Linked DNA regions of Homo sapiens: regions 1, 2 and 4 are each linked to region 3. Evidence: chromatin loops called from intact Hi-C (ENCODE). Cell type or tissue: Caco-2. All regions are shown on one strand. Region 1 overlaps RAPGEF4 (Rap guanine nucleotide exchange factor 4). Region 2 overlaps RAPGEF4 (Rap guanine nucleotide exchange factor 4). Region 3 overlaps MAP3K20 (mitogen-activated protein kinase kinase kinase 20). Region 4 overlaps RAPGEF4 (Rap guanine nucleotide exchange factor 4).

What was found. A loop is a pair of places that touch in the nucleus more often than their neighbours do. Peaks named below come from ENCODE experiments on the same cell type or tissue, not always from the same donor. Only the 100,000 strongest peaks of a DNase experiment are listed, where the experiment ranks them.
Region 1: it touches region 3 in a loop (7-fold over the local background); 3 of 110 quality-filtered maps call a loop at or near these places.
Region 2: it touches region 3 in a loop (6-fold over the local background); 5 of 110 quality-filtered maps call a loop at or near these places.
Region 4: it touches region 3 in a loop (5-fold over the local background); 7 of 110 quality-filtered maps call a loop at or near these places.

Annotation. Positions count from the first base shown.
Region 1 is chr2:173,052,378-173,054,877 of GRCh38, forward strand. It overlaps RAPGEF4 (Rap guanine nucleotide exchange factor 4), which reads left to right. Exons shown (of 31, transcript NM_007023.4): 31 at 1-516. Among named protein-coding and RNA genes, the nearest start is that of MAP3K20, 22 kb to the right of the region's middle. In Caco-2, no CTCF peak of the experiment used is centred here; a DNase peak (open chromatin) is centred at 1,084.
Region 2 is chr2:173,047,908-173,050,407 of GRCh38, forward strand. RAPGEF4 (Rap guanine nucleotide exchange factor 4) reads left to right here. Exons shown (of 31, transcript NM_007023.4): 30 at 693-747. Among named protein-coding and RNA genes, the nearest start is that of MAP3K20, 27 kb to the right of the region's middle. In Caco-2, no CTCF peak of the experiment used is centred here; a DNase peak (open chromatin) is centred at 1,454.
Region 3 is chr2:173,108,484-173,110,983 of GRCh38, forward strand. The region is part of intron 2 of MAP3K20 (mitogen-activated protein kinase kinase kinase 20); the gene reads left to right. Among named protein-coding and RNA genes, the nearest start is that of MAP3K20, 34 kb to the left of the region's middle. In Caco-2, no CTCF peak of the experiment used is centred here; a DNase peak (open chromatin) is centred at 1,244.
Region 4 is chr2:173,026,630-173,029,129 of GRCh38, forward strand. RAPGEF4 (Rap guanine nucleotide exchange factor 4) reads left to right here. Exons shown (of 31, transcript NM_007023.4): 24 at 1-68; 25 at 452-630. Among named protein-coding and RNA genes, the nearest start is that of MAP3K20, 48 kb to the right of the region's middle. In Caco-2, a CTCF peak has its summit at 1,031 (motif pointing right); a DNase peak (open chromatin) is centred at 1,032.

The DNA of each region.
Region 1 (2,500 bases), 56 kb before region 3:
ATTTATGTTTACAATGTAACTTTTCAAAATTTACAAATCAGGATTATATACATAAGAATTCCACTAAGAAATGCCAAGATTCTTAAATTTGCCAGCGTTAAAGTAGAAAATAACATTTCAGAAGAGCACAATATGCATAAAACATTTTTCAAAATTGAAATATTTTCCTGGGCATTAAAAACCTTTACTATTGGCTACAAATTTATTGTACCTGATGAAAACATATTTTCTGGACTTAAATGTTATTACAAATATCTTAATTTTCAGTAATTGTTTTGCACTTTCAAAGATTGTAAATAGTTCATTCAATCAATGGTATGGAGTTATTTATTTGCTACATAATAGATACTGTGCCAAATAATTACTTTTTATTTATTTTATTTAGTACGTAATTTTGAAGTACATTTTTTCCTGTTTTCACAATTAGACTACATTTAATGTGTAGGAATTGTATGTATGTATATCTTCTGTAAATAACATCTAGTATCTTCACTAAATATAATTGTCGACAAGAAATGGTTGTGTTCATCTCAATTCCTATAATATGAAAGGGGTAACCATTTGGTATGGTGGGGTGTTGGATCTTTTAATGACACAAAATACACATATTATAAAATTCATTCTTTTAAAGTGCAGAATCCAGTGATTTTTAGTATATTTACAAAGTTGTATAGATAACCATCATCACTATCTAACTTCAGAACATTCTCCTCATCCCTAAAAGAAACTCTGAACTCATTAGCAGTCACTTCTTCTTCTCCTCTCCCTCCAACCTCTGGCAACCACGAATCTGCTTTCTTTGTCTTCAGATTTACTCTGGATGTTTCATATGAGTGGAATCATACAGTATGAGGCCTTTTGCGTCTGGTTTCTTTCACTTAGCATAATGTTTTCAAGGTTGACCATATTATAGCTTGTACCAGTACTTCATTTATTTTTATGGCCATGTAATATTCCATTCTATAAATAGACTACATTTTGTTTATCCATTTATCAGTTGACAGACATTTGTCTGTTGTGTTCACTTTTCGGCAATTAGGAGCATTGCTGCTCTGAAGGGGCACTGGATTTTAGAGCTCCCTTGTGTGGGGCCTCATGCCATTTCTCAGTGATTTAAGTACTTAGCAAATATTTGATGAAGAGATATCCAAAATTCTTTAAATTCCAGACATGCCTCTATTTTTTTTAATAAGTCAGCATTTTCCAGAGTGTGTTCCAGCCTATTCTAGTCTCACAAGTTCACATATTGTCCCTCCAAAAACAAACACACACATACAAAGCCAAAAACAAAACCAAGATTCTATCTTCAAATAAATGTGGGGACCACTGCATAATATACCCCATTCATAGAAATGATTCCCAGTATTCACTCACACTGAAGGCTCTGAGAAGTCCTATTGTAATCCCTTTTAACATCCCACAATTAAAGTCCACTTTCAGAAATGCCAAAGCAGGCAAATGCCTCTCTGTGTTCATTCATATAAAATTTCAGGGTCCCCAGAACCAGAGGCGGTGTTTTCTGCGGTATTACACCTGCCTCTGGAGGCAAGTGCAGTGTCTGGGATTTACTAGACAATAAAAGAAGGTCACTGAATAAATTTTCTTGAAATCATTATCGTTCAGTATTTCACTATCTGATAGACCTCAATGTCAGCTGCAAAGGTTCCACTTTTATATATTTTCCTTTAGATATCCTTTATAGTTTCTTTTCTAGATAATTTACAAAGATGATGAACGAAGCTGGGAGCCCGTTCCTGGGGCATCCTTGCTCTTGTTTTGCTTGTCTTTATTCCTACTTTACTGAAAGCTAGCATTCTATATACAGCAGCACTTCTCCCCAATTCCATGGTGAATGCCAACTTACGATCTTATTTTAATATAGTTTCAACATTATTCAAAATTAATACATATTCCCCATGTATGTTCCCCTTGTTCTTCCACATGAGAATAACTTACTGTACTTAATAAAGATAAGACATTTTTAAGTATTTCTAGCTTCTTTGAAAATGCATCAAACTCCATTCTTGAAGGTAGCAGTGGTAAAATAATAGAATTCGCACTCTAAAAATGTAGAGTAGTAGCCAAGCAACCCTTCCTGAGGCAGGAGATGCAGTTAATACTTTAAAACTTGCAAACAAGCCAAAAGAAAATGAGATGCCTACAGGGTCACAAGAAGGATAATGAGGTTTGCTGGAAGATGTGAAAAAGAAGAATGTTTTTACCAAAAGCGCCTGTAGAAAATTATACATTTGAGTGTTTAACATACCTATTTAGCAAGGTCACTGGCATAGTTTATGGGAGCTAAGCTCTTCCGGCAATTTTTGAATACCATGCAGGTTAAATATACTCCTCCTGAATTCAGTGGCATTTCCTCTGAAGGTATGAATGCAGATCAATGACTACCAGTGTGAGAAAATTAAACAGAGTGTCATTTTAGTTTCAAATTGTGCTCCGAATAATAATAAAAAAAGCCTGGAATATGCAGTGTGGTAAAATGAAC
Region 2 (2,500 bases), 61 kb before region 3:
CCTCGTGATCCACCCGCCTCGGCCTCCCAAAGTGCTGGGATTACAGGCGTGAGCCACTGCACCTGGCCTGTTTTCTGAATTTCTAAGATGTGTATATGTTAGTGTTATAATCAGAAAGGAGGAAGAAGGGAGGGAAGGAGGGAATCAAATCATCAGGATTAACATTAAAATGCAAACTTTTGCTGGAAGATTAGAGAGGTCAGTAATACAGAGTGTGTAGCAAAAATGTGAAGGTAGAATATTTTGACTTGCTGTTCAGCCAATAAAATCTCATACCTCATTAGTGAGTCTTATTTACTGTGAGGAACTTGATAAGCTAACCCTTCTCCACATCTAGGATAGTTACAGATTCTCTTACAAATTCATGGCAACCTCAAGAAAGGATGGTGAAAAAGCACTAATGTACAGTCTCAGGCATGATAGATGTTTTTTACATCATGGGGAATATGCCAACAATTATGAGAGTTATGCCATTAATATTCCTTACCTGAAAATGCCTTGTATGTATGTGGGTACCCCTTTGAAATAATTAAACAAGTTATACATCAGCTAGTTGCCTTCAGATAGTCAACATCTCAGAACATGTCACTTCTCATGGTACCAAGTATTGCAGAAATGGTTTGTTTTCCTTTTTGGATTGTACTCTACGCTTACTTGAATTTCTATCTTTCTTTTTTCTATATTCCTTTTAGCGCATGATTGCAAATACGGCCAGAACAGTGAGATACTACAGGAGCCAACCCTTCAGTAAGTTAAGTGCTGCCACCTCTTACAATGTAGATGTTGGTGATTAAGGTCTTCTTAATGAGGCCATTGAGACACCCTTGGAGCCTGGGAAATATCTGACTGTGTCAGAGACACTTTGGACCATGAATTCCATGAGATAGGGGCCTTGAGTTTAAAGATTTTTTTTGCTGTTTTAAACTAGAACATATTTACATTGTTGTGAAACTAGAAAATCACCATAGGAATATTATTTTGTGAATGAATTTAAAGAGATTTAATTTGCTCTATCCAGTGCAGCTGGAGACAACTAAAGTACGACTGCCAACAAATCCTGCCTCAAACCAACTCTCTTTATGACTCATTGCTCCATGTTGAGAAACTCACATCAGCCCTTGATGACTCAGTTCAGTCAATTATAAACCAGGAAAGATAATATTTATTGTCTTTCAGGGTGTTGCAAGAATGCATTAATGTTTATAGCACATTCGTAAAAGGTCCAAAAACAGGATTTCATATTATATTTCTAGTATTCCCACATGAATTTGAGGTGCTCTTTTAAAATCTGAACATCTATCACAAGAACTGGTATAATACTTTAATATAAAAAAATTACTAATAATAAATAACAATTTTAGTCTGTTGGGAGTTAAGTTGCATCATAGCACCAGATGGTCATACTAGACCAGTGCTACTGTTTCTTCTGGGCTGGGACTTTGGTGGTGGGGGTGGAGCTTTGGCTCCCTCAATCTGGTCTGGAAATGAGAAGGTGAACACTAAAGGTTTTTGCTAAGCTCATTGTATGACTCACTTGAAGAAATTTATCTCATTAACTCAATATGATACTATGACATAGACATGAATCTGAGGCTACCAGTACCGTCTCCTCCAATAAACCGAGTGCTAAGAGACTATGATGTTCTTGTTTTATTAGTCAGAGTTGTTTGTTCTTCCTAGAGCAGGACTGGCTCATGGCCAGATTTGCTAACATGGGACACCAGAACTACTAAATGTTCATTTTTTAATGAATAGGGAGGAAAAATATAAGAAAAATGACATTGATTTGGGGAGCAACTGATTCAAATGACTGTGCCTTCTCTGACTTCCAAAATGTGAATAGTCTTGCAATATCATCAACTATTCTTATGTGGATTCAGCCAGAATTAAAGTGTCTCATGTGTTTTCATCTATTAATTTACGTTGTGTTTAAAGATGTGATCATAAAGCAGTTGTACAAGTGGAAACAAGAATAGATAAGTGACACCAGTTACAACCGGAGTTTATAATCCCAAATCCAGCAGCGGGGATAAAAGGGGACCCTGAAATTATATGCCAAATCGTGTGTGCCTGAGGGGGTTTATAGCCTTAAGAAGGTTTTCAGTGAGGCTCAAGAACCATAAAATAATATGCTTTGTTTTATGAGCTTCTTTGGAAGTAAATCTTGCATTCTTCTATGTCACCTCCTAGAGAAGCCAAGGGGAAAATGTATTTAAAAAGAAAAAACTCCACTGCATTTGTTGAAGTTATCAGTAACTGCTGGTAAACAACAGCTGCTCAGCTCTGAAGTCAACAATCTATAGATAAAGCTATAGGAATAGATTCACAAACACTGTGGGAATGTGTACAATGTAATTACAGTATATTGTACGTGTAGAGTACACTGCCAGTGAGAAGCAGAGGAAATTAAACACAATGTGCTCTGCAGTTCGCTGTGGTATTATTTCTATGTGATAATTATACTGATGAGTTTCTTCTCACAGGGGGCAGGGGCATGTAT
Region 3 (2,500 bases):
CTTGTCCTCTGGAAATTGAGATCTCTCACTTAGGAATCATTGTTATATCAGCTCATTATGATTGCATCATAGAATAATTTGGAGGTATTGTTCCATGTATAAGATTGGTAGAAATGAGAAGGACTGAAACACTTATAGCTGGTGAGGGAATGGAATGATGGGCATAACACTTTCTTGGTGGAAGTCTAAAATGGTAAGCCTTCCAGAAGACAGTTTGAAAGATTGACAGAAGTTTTAAAATGAAATGCCTTCGACCTATCATCCTCACTTTTAGGAATTTGTTGTAAGCAAAAATTGGAAAAGTGCATGTGCATATGTATTAAGAGTTGTGTATGGCAATGCAAATCAGCAACAGTGAGCACATTCTATTTTTATAATCAGAACAAAACAACAAAACTAACCAAAGGCATGGAATCTTACTTGTGGGACAGAGACAGTAAAAAATCTTTATAATTGGTCTGTTTTGTACAGATTGGCAGTTCACCCCTCTGTTGAGTTTTCAATCATGCAAAGTACCTTGAAAGTACACTCATATGCTTTTGATATTTTCTGCTTCAACTCTCCTAGAATGTCATTGATGGCCCAGAATTTTAATCTCCTTACTTCTCTTTTTTCTTTCTCCGAATTTATTTGCTATCATGAAGCTCAGCAGATACGTGATATAAAGTAAACATTAATTCTACTTCAGAGTTTCTCCAGGTTGTAATTGGTAGCTGAAGAAATACTGCAGACATTTTAAGTTAAATGTAACTTGAATTTATCTGGGCACTAGGCACCTTCCTTTAGTATTCTGTAAGAATACAAATAAAACTTTTGGTTACTAAGCAATAATGCTTTAGGGTTTTGCCTTTGTTTATAGCTCTCTCCACATCTGGTGATTATAAAGGGGAGAAATCTGTATATGCTCTGTAGGTGAAAACCAGTACTTGTCACCAGTACATGAAACCAATGCTTGGGTGGTATTTGAAATATGTCTTTCCGTTTATTATGGTGGTTTTTTTTTTTCTGTTTGTTTTAGTAAACCCATAAAGGCTCTGGAATGTCTACCCACAGATATTTGTCAAGTTGAGTAAGAAGAAATCTTCCTTTTTAAGAACTGTGTATAAAGAAAGAAGTATTTCACACCTGTTTATCTTAGCAGGGTCTGCAGAGAGAGGGAGATAGATTCCCCATTAACTCTCATTCAGAGGAGAGTTTAGAAAAGAGAGTGTATGGTGACCTTCTCTGCTCTCTGGAAGGGCACTGGCGCCAGGTAGAAGGGCCCGCTATTTGTGTCTACAAACAAAAAGTCTTCCTAAATTTCTCACTTTTCTTGTTGAGCCCGTTTGTAGAATTCTTTCAATTCACATAGCTGAATTGTCTACAATCATAAAATGCTAATATGATACGTTTCCAGAAACATATTTTAAGGCTTGTAATTTTTTAAAAAATGAAAACCATCTTTCAGTTTGGGTTCCCATTTGATGCAGTTGCAGATGAGAAATGTCTTTCTCATCCTTCCTAGTAGATTAGGCAACCTAGTTGGGGGATGGGACGTGATGTATTTGTCTCCCCCAAAGGAATGTTTAATGATCCTCCTCCTTTTAAGATATTATTAAGTCAAGTTAGTAATAAGTAGGAAATAAGTAAAATTATCTTTTTAACTTTAAACAGAAACAGTTATTTTAATACAACTTGATATATATAAATAATAAAATATATATAATATATGTTATACATATATATATATATATATATATATATATATATATATATATATTTTTTTTTTTTTTTTTTTTTTTTTTTTTTGAGACAGGATCTTGCTTTGTCACCCAGGCTGGAGTGCAGTGGTGTGATCATGGCTCACTGCAGCCCTGACCTCCTGGGCTCAGATGTTCCTTCCACCTTAGCTTCCTGAGTAGCTGGGACTATAGGCACATGCCACCATGCCTGGCTAATTAAAAAAAATTTTTTTCCATAAGTTATTGGGGTACAGGTGGTATTTGGTTACATGAGCAAGTTCTTTAGTGGTGATTTGTGAGATTTGGGTGCCTCATTACCAGAGCAGTATACACTGCACCATATTTGTAGTCTTCTATCCCTTGCCCCGCCCCTACTCTTTCCCCCAAATCCCCAAAGCCCATTGCATCATTCTTATGCATTTGCGTCCTCATAGCTTAGCTCCCACATATCAGTGAGAATATATGATGTTTGGTTTTCCATTCCTGAGTTACTTCACTTAGAATAATAATCTCCTCCAATCTCATCCAGATCACTGCAAATGCTGTTAATTCATTGCTTTTTATGGCTGTGTAGTATTCCATCATATATATAGACCACAGTTTCTTTATCCACTCGTTGATTGATGGGCATTTGGGTTGGTTCCATGATTTTGCAATTGTTTTTGACCCAATGCTGCTATAAACATGCGTGTGTAAGTATCTTTTTCAAATAATGACTTCTTTTCCTTTGGGTAGATTCCCAGTAGTGGGATTGCTGGATCAAATGGTAGTTCTACTTT
Region 4 (2,500 bases), 82 kb before region 3:
TGAGCTCCAAAGATTTAGCATACCAGATGACAATTTATGATTGGGAACTCTTCAACTGCGTGCATGAGGTAAGATGCAGGATCAGATGTGTTAGTAGCTGAGATAGCAAGGATAAAGGCTGCTGGCATTGCTTAGTTTGTAAGTGCTAATATGTGCTACAATATGGAAACCACATGACCATTTTTTTGCATACTGAGCTTATAAATAAAGCATGCTATAAAGCCTTTGAGTATTAAAGAAAAATCTTTACAGTATGCCGTGTCTTCCTGTGTATATTAAGCCAGTAAAACCTAGTTTATATTTATATATTTAACAAACCTCATGGAAGCCCTTCAAGTCTGATTGACTTCACATTTGCTGACCAGTAAAACACTGTCTTGACAAATAGAGAAACCTGCTGGTGTTTTGATTTAAAAAAAAATAAGCAAAATTGTTTTCCTTTATTTTCTAGCTGGAGCTAATCTATCACACATTTGGAAGGCATAATTTTAAAAAGACCACAGCAAACTTGGATTTGTTCCTGAGGAGATTTAATGAAATTCAGTTTTGGGTCGTCACTGAGATCTGCCTTTGTTCTCAGCTCAGCAAGCGTGTTCAGCTATTAAAAAAATTTATTAAGATAGCAGCCCAGTAAGTATATTTAGCTTGGAAAGAGAAAAAAAAATGTTGAGCTGTGTTTTCATTTTGTTTTCTTAGACTACACCTTAAAAAGAAAAGCAGGATCTAGGAACTGCTAGAGGGCCAAACACAGGGTCTTAGGAATAACCAAACTCTTGTAATGGATCTCTCCTATATTTTGTAGCATTTAACATCAATAGATAAATTAACTTCTTTACAGCACTGATGCTGGAGTCGAAGTTGTGACCTCTCTTTGCTCTTTGCTTTCTACTCAGACGGTTTTGCCTCCTTTAGTTTAAAATTCCTTCCGTAAACCAAGTTCCCTTATACTTCGAAAGTTCAGTTGAAAAGATCTTGAAGTCAATGTCCAGCATGACACATTCTCACCAGTAGAGGGCAGTGCAGCATGCATGTACAGCAGCACATCCAGCCCAGACAGAATTAAATCGGTAAAATGCATGCGAGCTAACCTGGTACATGAAAATCATCACTACAAACATCAGAAAAAGAAGCATCTATCTTATAAATATTCTATTAAACAGCACTTCATGGGAAACAATTTTTTTACTACAGGGGCCAGTTAGAGTTCTCCCTGACATGAATTTAATCTTCTCCTGCTATTTAGATATGCCTGACAACCTCCTGTTTACTTCCATGTTTTTGGTATCACCACAGTGCTAAAAATAAAATGCTAAATGTGGCCTATGGCTGTGAGACTTCTTTCCTTTCTAAATGCAGGGAGCTCTAGCACACAGGAAGGCTGAGAGCACAAGTGACCCCAGCTAGACAATTTTCTTGACCCAAAATCAAACATGGAGTTTGATTTCCTGGGCTAAACAAAGAAGTAAAGGCTGCTTGACATTTTATAGATATCAGTTTGCCAGATGCCTGGAATTATTTGCCAACAACTTGAGGGTTCAATAGAATACCAAATCCCTTGGATTCAAAAGCTGCTATCTGTTAATATGGCAAAGCTGGCTATTTTAAGAAAGGCTTGGTAAAATGGTGCCTGTGAATTTCTGGTTCAGAGTATAGCCACTTCCCTGGTAGTCTGCACAGCCTTATGGCAAGGGACAAATGCCTTCACATATTTGGAATGAGCTGATTATGGAAACTATGACAAGATGTGCTTTCCCGTTAGAAGAAGCACACTCTCTCTCTTCACCTTAGCCTGGCAGTGCCCAATGCAACAAGAAGAGAGAGGCAATCTGCACACAAATGTGGGAAGCCAGAAAATCTTTTGGGGCCTGATCCTGTTATTTTACAGAGGCAACATGGGAGAGCCTTTCAGAACACCCAGGACTTTTTTTTATATATATATATTTTTGCTTTTCTTATCCCTCTCCCTTCTGTTTAGGTGAATGAGTAGGTGGACTTGGCCTTCAGTATAAATTAGTTTATGTTATTTAACCATTATTAAGCCCTGTGCTACATTTGCCGTCCTGTAGAGAAGCTATTTACACAGCCCAGCTGAAGAAGACTGTAGACTTTTTAAATCCGAGATCTACAAGAATGAGGTTGAAACCTCGTGACAGTAGCATCTGTTTTACTTTATATTTTTAGAGAACTTCAACATATTTGTTTTAAGCTCTTTGCCTGCCCAGAACTGTGTGAAGTTGGTGGAAGCAGATGTTCTTATTCCTCTGTTTACATTCGTGGAGGCATAGAGAAATTTCATGACTTACATAGGGTAATAAAGTTAGCTGATAACAAGGCAGTGACTAGAAAGGCAGGTCTACAGCCCTGCATTTGTTCTTTCAAGATCACATAAAGGACAGAGGCAAACACATAGATGCGATTGTATACCTGCCTTTAGCCCCAGGTGTCTTCTAAATAACCTTCAGCTCCTGAACTCAGACCCATTGTCCCAGCACACCAAAGG